2 separate regions of the Homo sapiens genome follow, and region 1 is linked to region 2. A link is a contact called in ENCODE Hi-C or POLR2A ChIA-PET data. All regions are on one chromosome and are shown on one strand. The core of a region is the stretch at or near the end of the contact, and the rest is flanking DNA. Distances in the headings are between cores, read along the strand shown. Region 1 overlaps STIM1 (stromal interaction molecule 1). Region 2 overlaps PGAP2 (post-GPI attachment to proteins 2).

Region 1 (4,784 bases), core at 1,811-4,310, 180 kb after region 2:
CAATGGAACAGAACAGAGCCCTCAGAAATAACGCCGCATATCTACAACTATCTGATCTTTGACAAACCTGAGAAAAACAAGCAATGGGGAAAGGATTCCCTATTTAATAAATGGTGCTGGGAAAACTGGCTAGCCATATGTAGAAAGCTGAAACTGGATCCCTTCCTTATACCTTATACAAAAATTAATTCAAGATGGATTAAAGACTTAAACGTTAGACCTAAAACCATAAAAACCCTAGAAGAAAACCTAGGCATTACCATTCAGGACATAGGCATGGGCAAGGACTTCATGTCTAAAACACCAAAAGCAATGGCAACAAAAGCCAAAATTGACAAATGGGATCTAATTAAACTAAAGAGCTTCTGCACAGCAAAAGAAACTACCATCAGAGTGAACAGGCAACTGACAAAATGGGAGAAAATTTTCGCAACCTACTCATCTGACAAAGGGCTAATATCCAGAATCTACAATGAACTTAAACAAACTTACAAGAAAAAAACAGCCCCATCAAAAAGTGGGCAAAGGATATGAACAGACACTTCTCAAAAGAAGACATTTATGCAGCCAAAAAACACATGAGAAAATGCTCATCATCACTGGTCATCAGAGAAATGCAAATCAAAGCCACAATGAGATAGCATCTCACACCAGTTAGAATGGCAATCATTAAAAAGTCAGGAAACAACAGGTGCTGGAGAGGATGTGGAATAATAGGAACACTTTTACACTGTTGGTGGGACTGTAAACTAGTTCAACCATTGTGGAAGTCAGTGTGGCGACTCCTCAGGGATCTAGAACTAGAAATACCATTTGACCCAGCCATCCCATTACTAGGTATACACCCAAAGGACTATAAATCATGCTGCTATAAAGACACATGCACGCGTATGTTTATTGTGGCAGTATTCACAATAGCAAAGACTTGGAACCAACCCAAATGTCCAACAATGATAGACTGGATTAAGAAAATGTGGCACATATACACCATGGCATACTATGCAGCCATAAAAGATGAGTTCATCTCCTTTGTAGGGACATGGATGAAATTGGAAATCATCATTCTCAGTAAACTATCGCAAGGACAAAAAACCAAACACCGCATGTTCTCACTCATAGGTGGGAATTGAACAATGAGAACACATGACACAGGAAGGGGAACATCACACTCTGGGGACTGTTGTGGGGTGGGGGGAGGGGGGAGCGATAGCTTTAGGAGATATACCTAATGCTAAATGACGAGTTAATGGGTGCAGCACACCAGCATGGCACATGTATACATATATAACTAACCGGCACATTGTGCACATGTACCCTAAAACTTAAAGTATAATAATAATAATAAAAAAGATTATTCTAGTGTCTAATATGGTAGATAGACTGACAGAAAAGAGACTAGACGTACAAAGATAAGTGAGAAATGACTGCTGTATCCCTGCCTTGAGCAACAGCTTCTGATCTCAGTGGAAACAGATATTTCACTCATGAAACGTACATGTCCTAGAACTCTGTAAATGACATTTAGAGCTATTGTACCTGAAATATGGTATGCTTCCTTGCTAGATGTTCAAGAGGTAAATAAGAGTTGGTAAACTTTTCAGATCTGGAACATGTGACTTATGGGTTTGATATGGCTTGGTTCTGTGTCCCCACCAAATCTCGTGTTGAATTGTAATCCCCAGTGCTGGAGGTGGGGCTGTTAGGAGTGATTGGATTATCGGGGTGATGTTCTCATGAATTGTTTAACACCATCCCCTCTCAGTATTGAATAGTGAGTGAGTTCTCATGAGATCTGGTCATTTAGAAGTGTGGTAGCACCTCCCCCTTTGCTCTTTCTTCCTCCTGCTCTGGCTGTGTATGGTGTGTCTGTTTCCCTTTCACCTTCTGCCTTGATTGTAAGTTTCCCAAGGCCTCCCCAGAAGCAGAAGCTGCTATGCTTCCTGTACAGCCTGCGGAATGGTGAGCCAATTAAACCTCTTTTCTTATAAATTACCCAGTCTCAGGTATTTCTTTTTTTCTTTCTTTTTAAAATTTTCTTTGGCGGAGTCTCATGCTGTTGCCCAGGCTGGAGTGCAGTGGCACAATCTCGGCTCCCTGCAACTTCTGTTTCCTGGGTTCAAGCGATTCTCCTTCCTCACCCTCCCAGGTAGCTGGGATTACAGGCACAAGCCATGATGGCAGCTATTTTTTATATTTTTAGTAGAGACGGGATTTGACCATGTTGGCCAGGCTGGTCTTGAATTCCTGACCTCAAGTGATCTGCCCACCTCTGGTTCCCAAAGTGCTGGGATTACAGGTGTGAGCCACTGTGCCCAGCCACAGGTATTTCTTTATAGCAATGTAATAATGGACTAATGTAGGGTTCTAAATATTGTGGGCTGGATGGGGGTTGGAGAGCAGCAGAGAAAGTGGGAATGGAGGTGGGACAATTTGGTTTGGGAAATATGGAAGGTAAGTAGTAGGGAACAAGGTTGGAAAGGGGAGGGAAGTGTTATTGATTCTAAGGAAGAACCCAGGAAAGCCATCCAGATTGCTGTACCCAAAGGTGTGCTGCTCTTCTTCTGGCTTTATGTCAGTGAATTCTCTTCTCTGGTGGATCAAGCTGGCTGGGCCTATTTTGTAGAAATTATAGAGAGATGTCTCCCCTCTTCTCTGCTCCCACTCTCACTACTTCACTACTGCTTGACACTTGGGATGGGTTTATGCCATGTGCCACCTCCTGGGAGATCATTTTTCTGGGCGCATGGAACTAAATATACTTACTGACAGCTGGTAGCTTGGCTCTTTGTAGAACTATTGAGCTGTATAGTTCTAGCCAATGTTGCATTCCCCATGGTAAGGCAGGACTCTTGGGGAGCCTCCTTAGGTATTCCTGAGAGAAGAGCTGCTTGTTCTAAGTCTGAAATAGTAAATCCCTTTGGTGGGATCCAAAAGCTGCCTGTTTAGCTTTGTTATCACCTTTCGTTACTTTTAAACTTTGTCTTAAATCAGACTTTAGCTATTAGCTGGATGTGGGACAGTGTTCAAAGTAAGATGTGGTAATGCCTACTTCAAGTATATTGAACATCAAAGTTACAGCTCAATATAATATTCTTGGGTGCTAGTACCCAGCTTGTGGCTGGGTAACTGGGAACTTCCGTTGAGGGTATATGGTTTGGCAGGGGAGATAGACATCTAATAAGACTGATAAAGGTATTCATAGGCACTATGGGAGCACAGAAGAAGTCACCTTTGATCAAGAATCTTTTTCTGTTACTTTCCTGTCCTTATCTCACTCTCCTTCCAATAATAATCTCAATTAATATCTGAATTGTGCTTTCAAACTCAGTACTTTAGTGTACAACAGGAATTACAAACTGTGCCCCTGAAGGGTCAGAGGGCATTGTAAGTGAGTAATGTGGGCTGTATAAATGCATGTGCATAAGTCTGTGAGTGGTGAGAGCTGTGGGAAAATGGAGAGCCCACACCTCTTCAGAAGGAGCAGCTCTGGCAGACTGTTGCCATGTAGTCATGTACTCCAAGAGCAGTTCTAAGAGATAGGGGATTGAGACCTCCATAGCTCCTTTAGCACCAACTCCCCAACCTTTAAGATACCCCAAATTGTATAACATATATATATTCATACTCATATATAATATGAATTATACATATTTTATATATAGTCATAGGCCACATAAGGACATTCAGTCAACAGTGGGCCACATATGCAATGTGGTTCCATAAGATTATAATATATTTTACTATATCTTTTTTATGTTTGGATATGTTTAGGTACACAAATACTTACTACTGTGTTACAACTCCCTACAATATTGAGTACAGTAACATGTTGTACAAGTTTGTAGCCTAGGAGCAATAGGCTATTTCATATAACCTAGGTGTGTAGTAGGCTATACACATCTAGCATACTCTATGATGTTGACACATGATGCATTTCTTAGAATGTATCCCCATCATATGTCATAAGTGAATGACATATAATGAAACCAATTTTAACAGAGGCTAATTTGTTATAAACAAGGGTTAAGTTCCTATGGCATATTTCTGGTCACAAAAACATCACCAAACTTACAAATAAAGACCAAAACACTTACAATATGAAACACTGAAATAAATGTGAGCTGTATATACATTTAAGAAAGATTAATAAAAACAAGTAAGATAATTATTTATAATTATTTACCTACTTATTTCAGTTTAGGGTTGAGAGTGTCCAGAGTTTATGCTAGCAGCTCAGGGTGCAAGGTGGGCACCAACTCTGGATAGGACGCCATTTCATTGCATGGCACACTCACACACCCACACTCACTCAGGCTAGGACCATGGAGACATGCCAGTTCACCTAAAATGTACATCTTTGGGATGTGGGAGGAAATCAGAGAATGCACAGAAAACCCATGCACACATGGGGAGAGCATGGAAACTTCACACAGACAGTAGCCCCAGCCAGGAATTGATTTTTTTTTCATTGACGTTATAAAGAAATGACATTGAAAGAAATGGTGTTATTTGAGGAGCTGCTGTATATATTTATTCTTTGATATGGAGAATTGATTTTTTCCTTAAGTTTAAGTAAAAGGTTAATAAAAACATCTTCATAAAAAGTTGCATTTTGGCTGGGTGCGGTGGCTCACGCCTGTAATCCCAGCACTTTGGGAGGCCGAGGCGGGCAGATCACGAGGTCAGGAGATCGAGACCATTCTGGCTAACACAGTGAAACCGCGTCTCTACTAAAAATTAAAAAAAAAAATTAGCCGGGTGTGGTGGCAGGCCCCTGTAGTCCC
Region 2 (4,806 bases), core at 136-2,635:
TGAATCTGAGGCCTTGGAACTCACCCAGGGTCTTAGTGGAGGCACAGCTCTGAGCTATGGGTGTAGAGCATCTGAACCCATCTACACATTGACCAAACACAGGCAGGTTCCAGTCTGCGGGGGAGATGGAGAAGGTGCCACCATGCTGCTGCACAAATCCCAGGATAGCTGGGGAATGAGAATCCAGCACTTTGGGCCTAGGACCTGGAAGGAGAGGTCTTTTGGGAGAGGTATGGGGACATCTGAAGGAGGACTTCTTGGAAGGGGAGGGGCTGGAGCAGAGGCAAGAGTGATTTTGTCAGATGGAGAGAAGGTTCTCCACATGGGCGGGGCTGGCAGAGGCAGATGCCCAGACAGGTCACAACTCTCTAGGTGCCCAATTACCTGCCCTCGGTGAGCTCAGCCATCGGCGGGGAGGTGCCCCAGCGCTACGTGTGGCGTTTCTGCATCGGCCTGCACTCGGCGCCTCGCTTCTTGGTGGCCTTCGCCTACTGGAACCACTACCTCAGCTGCACCTCCCCGTGTTCCTGCTATCGCCCGCTCTGCCGCCTCAACTTCGGCCTCAATGTCGTGGAGAACCTCGCGTTGCTAGTGCTCACTTATGTCTCCTCCTCCGAGGACTTCAGTGGGTGCCTGGATGAGGGAGGAGTGGGGAAGTGTTCCCTGAGGGGACGGGCCTGCCCCTACCACATTCGGACCTTCCTACTTCGTGGTGTGGGCACTCCCTGCAATGTGGCTCCCAATCCTCTTTCCCTCCAGCCATCCACGAAAATGCTTTCATTGTGTTCATTGCCTCATCCCTCGGGCACATGCTCCTCACCTGCATTCTCTGGCGGTTGACCAAGAAGCACACAGTAAGTCAGGAGGTACGGTCTATCCCTAGCGGGGGCTCCAAGGCAGCCCAGAAGAAAATCAAGGACATCTGTCCTCAGGATTCGGGTAATGGTGAGGTGGGAACTGAGTTCTAATGGGAACCCTGGCAGAGGGGTGCTGGGGTTGGGGCTGGGGCTTGGGAACAAACTGAGGGTGGTTGGTCAGAATCTAGGACTATAGCACTGTGTTTGGGTAGTGTGGGAGACTGGAGAATAGAAGAGATGGAGGCTGCAAATGGGGATAGAATGAGGAGTCGCATCTAGGCGGCAGTGAGTTAGGAACAGTGTCAGAGGACTGGTCTGTCATAATTCCAGCGCCCCACCCATGTACATGGGTTTCTTTTCCCCCACAGTATTTGGAGGTGGGGTTGGTGGGTGACTCCATGTAACTTTCATACTCCATCCCCCTGAAGTGGAAGCGGCAGGAATACCACTGCTCCTCGGCCCATCACTCCCCCAGAGGCAGGGACGTGAACACATAGTCGTCATTCTTGCTGCCCCTGCCTGTGCTCCCTTCCATGACCGCTAGTGGGAGCCAAGGGAGATAAGGCCCAGCCCTTAGGAGTTAGGGCTGAGAGGGGAGCCCACGCTCTCATACCCAGCAAGCTGCAGAGTGATCAGACAGCCCATTCCCTAGGATCGCAAGTCCTACAGCTGGAAACAGCGGCTCTTCATCATCAACTTCATCTCCTTCTTCTCGGCGCTGGCTGTCTACTTTCGGCACAACATGTATTGTGAGGCTGGAGGTGAGGCCAGGATAGGATCCACAGGCGGTCATGAGTGGCTGCGGGGCAGCAATGATGTTTTTGATAATGGGCAATGGTCTTGGGGACTGGCTGCCATTGTGTTCTCTGTGGCAGACCAATGGTGGTGTGATTTATCAAGAGGCCTCTGAGCGGGTAGCTGGAAGTTCACCATGTCCTGTTCCTTGTGTCCTCACAACAGTGTACACCATCTTTGCCATCCTGGAGTACACTGTTGTCTTAACCAACATGGCGTTCCACATGACGGCCTGGTGGGACTTCGGGAACAAGGAGCTGCTCATAACCTCTCAGCCTGAGGAAAAGCGATTCTGAACCCTTCAGTCCTGCTTGGGAGGACGCAGCCCACTGCCCAGAAACAAGAAACACGATACCATTCTGGCCTTCCCCACCCCACATCCTCTCTTGGCCTTACTGAAGATGGGGGAAGGGTAAGAAGGAAGGGTGTAGGCCAAGGCTCACCCCAGTGCTGCTGGCTTCTCCTCTCCACCCCTCATATGGGCGTGGGGTCCTCAAACATCACCTTTACCTGAGAGGCCCCAAGAAGCTGAGCTGGCAGAGAGCTCCACCATTTGGTGCTAAAAAAAAAAACGTCCTGAGGTTCATGACCACCATCCAGTTTCTGGCCTTTACACAGTCACCTTTCACTGAGGTCAGGAGCCCCTGAGCAGTGGCTGCTCCCTGACAACCACAGCCATTTCTCTGCACGGGGGTCATTCATAGGACTAATGTATTTCATGATCTACTGTGCACATCCAGGCCTGTGGCCACAGTCCCCTGCTAAAGTTGCTCAGGTGTTCTAGTCCTGACTTCACCTTTTTGATTTGGTGTGTGCCCTAGGGTATGTACCCTTCCCCATCTGAGCCTCGGTGTGTCCATGTGTCTGGCGGGGGATGGGTGGACTGTATGATTTCCAAGGACTCTACCAGTCAGTGGTTCTGATGTCATCGGGTGGAGGTGGTGTTCTATACCTAAAGGATGACCTGCTCCAGAAACAGCACCAGCACAGCATGTATTTTCTTCTCTTCTGAAAGTTCTGGCTTGTAGACCCCTCCCCTCCTTTGCAAAGGTATGGGATAGAGGGGTCAGATGCAGATCTCTACTGTAAAATGGGCTCCCTGGTATCTCCTGTCTTCCCTACTGCTCCAAACCCTAAATTTTGGTTGTACATTTTATTTGAAAGGAAAATAAATTTTTTTTTTGGGCCAACAGTTGCCTAGGCTTGCTAGTCTTGGGGCTCATCTTGTTTGATAGGAACTGGGAGAGAAACAGGCTCAAGAATGGGGAGGGAGTAAGTCCACGGCAGGGTATGATTCCTAGCAGAACCCCCCAGTCCCCCTTAGGTCTGGAGTCTCCTAAAGCTGGTCTAAGCCTTTATTTTGGTGAGCAGGAGTGAGTGAGCTATCTGTAATGATTCTAGGACTGCAAGCTAGGGTACCTGGAAGTCTTCAGTTGAGACAGAGACCTGGGTTCAAATTCCAACTCTTGTTGTTAAAGCTGTCCTCTTGGGGATGTGAGGTACAGCTGTCACATGCATGACTGTGGGAGCATCTGCCTTTAGACTAATGGCTCTGAACCTCTCCCTTTCTGAGCCCTAAGATCAAGAAGTCTTTCCTCAGGTTTTGTGTCTGAGTCCACTACAGCATCTGTGACTGGGCCCCAGAGCAAGACTGCCCCCTCCAAGGGAGCCTAGAGCTTTGTTAGGGAAATTGAGGGGTGAGGGGACCACAATGAAGCCTATTGTCTACTAGAAGAAACAAAAGGCTCCCAGTCTCTGGGGAGCCCTAGCCCATGCCCACCCGCTAATGCCCAGCACACAGGGAGGAGCCGGGGCCACTGGAGACAGGAGGTTTTATTGATGCTGATGGGGGTAGGAAAGGTCCCCAGAAGCATGGGGGCTGAGTCAGTCAGCAAATGCGTAAGGCCTAGGCACAGAGGAGCAGGTTAGGGCACATTCACCTTCTCAGGATTCTGTGGCTCCCTCATTGGAGAAGGGAGAGAGCATCTTGGGGGCGCAATTCCAAGAGCAGCGAGGGCAGAGGTTAGAGATGGCTGAGAGCCCCTAACCTGAGGCGGCACCACAATAGGCAGCAACAACTGTGTGGAAAGCTGGATGAACTGGTCAGTAGCGGAAAATGGGAGGGGGCACTGGGTTGGCCTCTTGGGGAGGGGTCCAACCTTGGCTTGGATGAGCTCATGAGAATACCCAGTGTTCCCAAGCAGAGGGGGGCAGAGCCCAAAGCCCCTTTCTCTGCAGGCCTCCTTAAGGAGAAAAAGGCACTCAGAGAAAAAGGCATTCAGGGAACCCCCTGGAAAGGGGTGCCAGAATTAGTCCTTAAGGCACAGCTGAGGCGGACAAGGCACCAAGGCACAACTGGTGGGGGGAGGGCAGGGGCAGCCTCCAAGCCAAGTGCCAGGGTCACAAGAGGATGCAGGACCGCCCACGCTTGATCGGCGTGGGGTTGAGCACAGCCCGGACAGCCTCGGCGAACACTTCCTTGACACCATCCTGTTGCAGGGCTGAGCATTCGAGGTAGCGCACAGCGTGGATCTGCTTGGCCAGTGCCTGGCCCTGCTGCGGTGTGATGGGCGCCTGGCCCTGCTCCTTGAGGCGCCGTAGGGTGTCAGGCTGGGCTCTCAGGTCCTTCTTGGTGCCCACCAGCAGGATGGGCACATCAGGGCAGTGGTGGCACACCTCTGGATGCCACTTGTGCCGCACGTTCTCATAGGACGGCGGACTGGCAATGGAGAAACAGATGACGAAAACGTTGGTCTGAGGGTAGGAGAGTGTACGGAGGCGGTCATACTCCTCCTGGCCCGCAGTGTCCCACAGGTTCAGGTTCACTGTGCGCCCGTCAACTGCGCTCTGCGCGCTGTAATTGTCGAACACGGTGGGGATGTACTCTTTGGGGAAAGCGTTAGTTGTGTAGCAGATGAGCAGGCACGTCTTGCCCACAGCCCCATCACCCACCACCACGCACTTGATGCTCTGCATCGTGGGTGCAGTTGCTGTAGTGGAGGCAGTGCCTCCTCTCTCTTCTGGACCCCTCTGGCTGCAGTGACCTGTGGACAGATGAAAGGGGACATTCTTGGTTAGGGAGGCCTCTGCCTATTGGGAAGAAAAGATGGGGGCACACAAAGGGAAACCGGCTCCTGTTCCCTTAACCTGACAC

Evidence for each region. Hi-C counts contacts between places; a loop is a spot of excess contacts on that map. ChIA-PET counts read pairs that join two places held with the same protein, here RNA polymerase II (POLR2A). Pooled maps may share reads with other maps.
Region 1: a pooled map shows a loop between it and region 2 (2.1-fold over the local background). The contact joins two enhancer-like sites. A Hi-C loop is called at or near these places in 1 of 50 pooled maps. POLR2A ChIA-PET finds 5 or more read pairs at or near these places in 4 of 52 experiments (B cell, CD4-positive, alpha-beta T cell, activated CD4-positive, alpha-beta T cell and 1 more).

Annotation. Positions count from the first base shown.
Region 1 is chr11:4,004,396-4,009,179 of GRCh38, forward strand. The region is part of intron 2 of STIM1 (stromal interaction molecule 1); the gene reads left to right. Among named protein-coding and RNA genes, the nearest start is that of RRM1, 88 kb to the right of the region's middle. Within about 2 kb of position 3,061, at least 2 of the 41 ENCODE cell types and tissues checked have a DNase peak (open chromatin) inside an H3K27ac peak, as active enhancers do.
Region 2 is chr11:3,823,511-3,828,316 of GRCh38, forward strand. PGAP2 (post-GPI attachment to proteins 2) reads left to right here. Exons shown (of 7, transcript NM_014489.4): 4 at 373-625; 5 at 760-866; 6 at 1,510-1,618; 7 at 1,818-2,861. The coding sequence ends at 1,948. RHOG (ras homolog family member G) reads right to left here. Exons shown (of 2, transcript NM_001665.4): 2 at 3,468-4,696. The coding sequence starts at 4,628. The coding sequence ends at 4,053. Among named protein-coding and RNA genes, the nearest start is that of RHOG, 15 kb to the right of the region's middle. Within about 2 kb of position 1,386, at least 7 of the 41 ENCODE cell types and tissues checked have a DNase peak (open chromatin) inside an H3K27ac peak, as active enhancers do.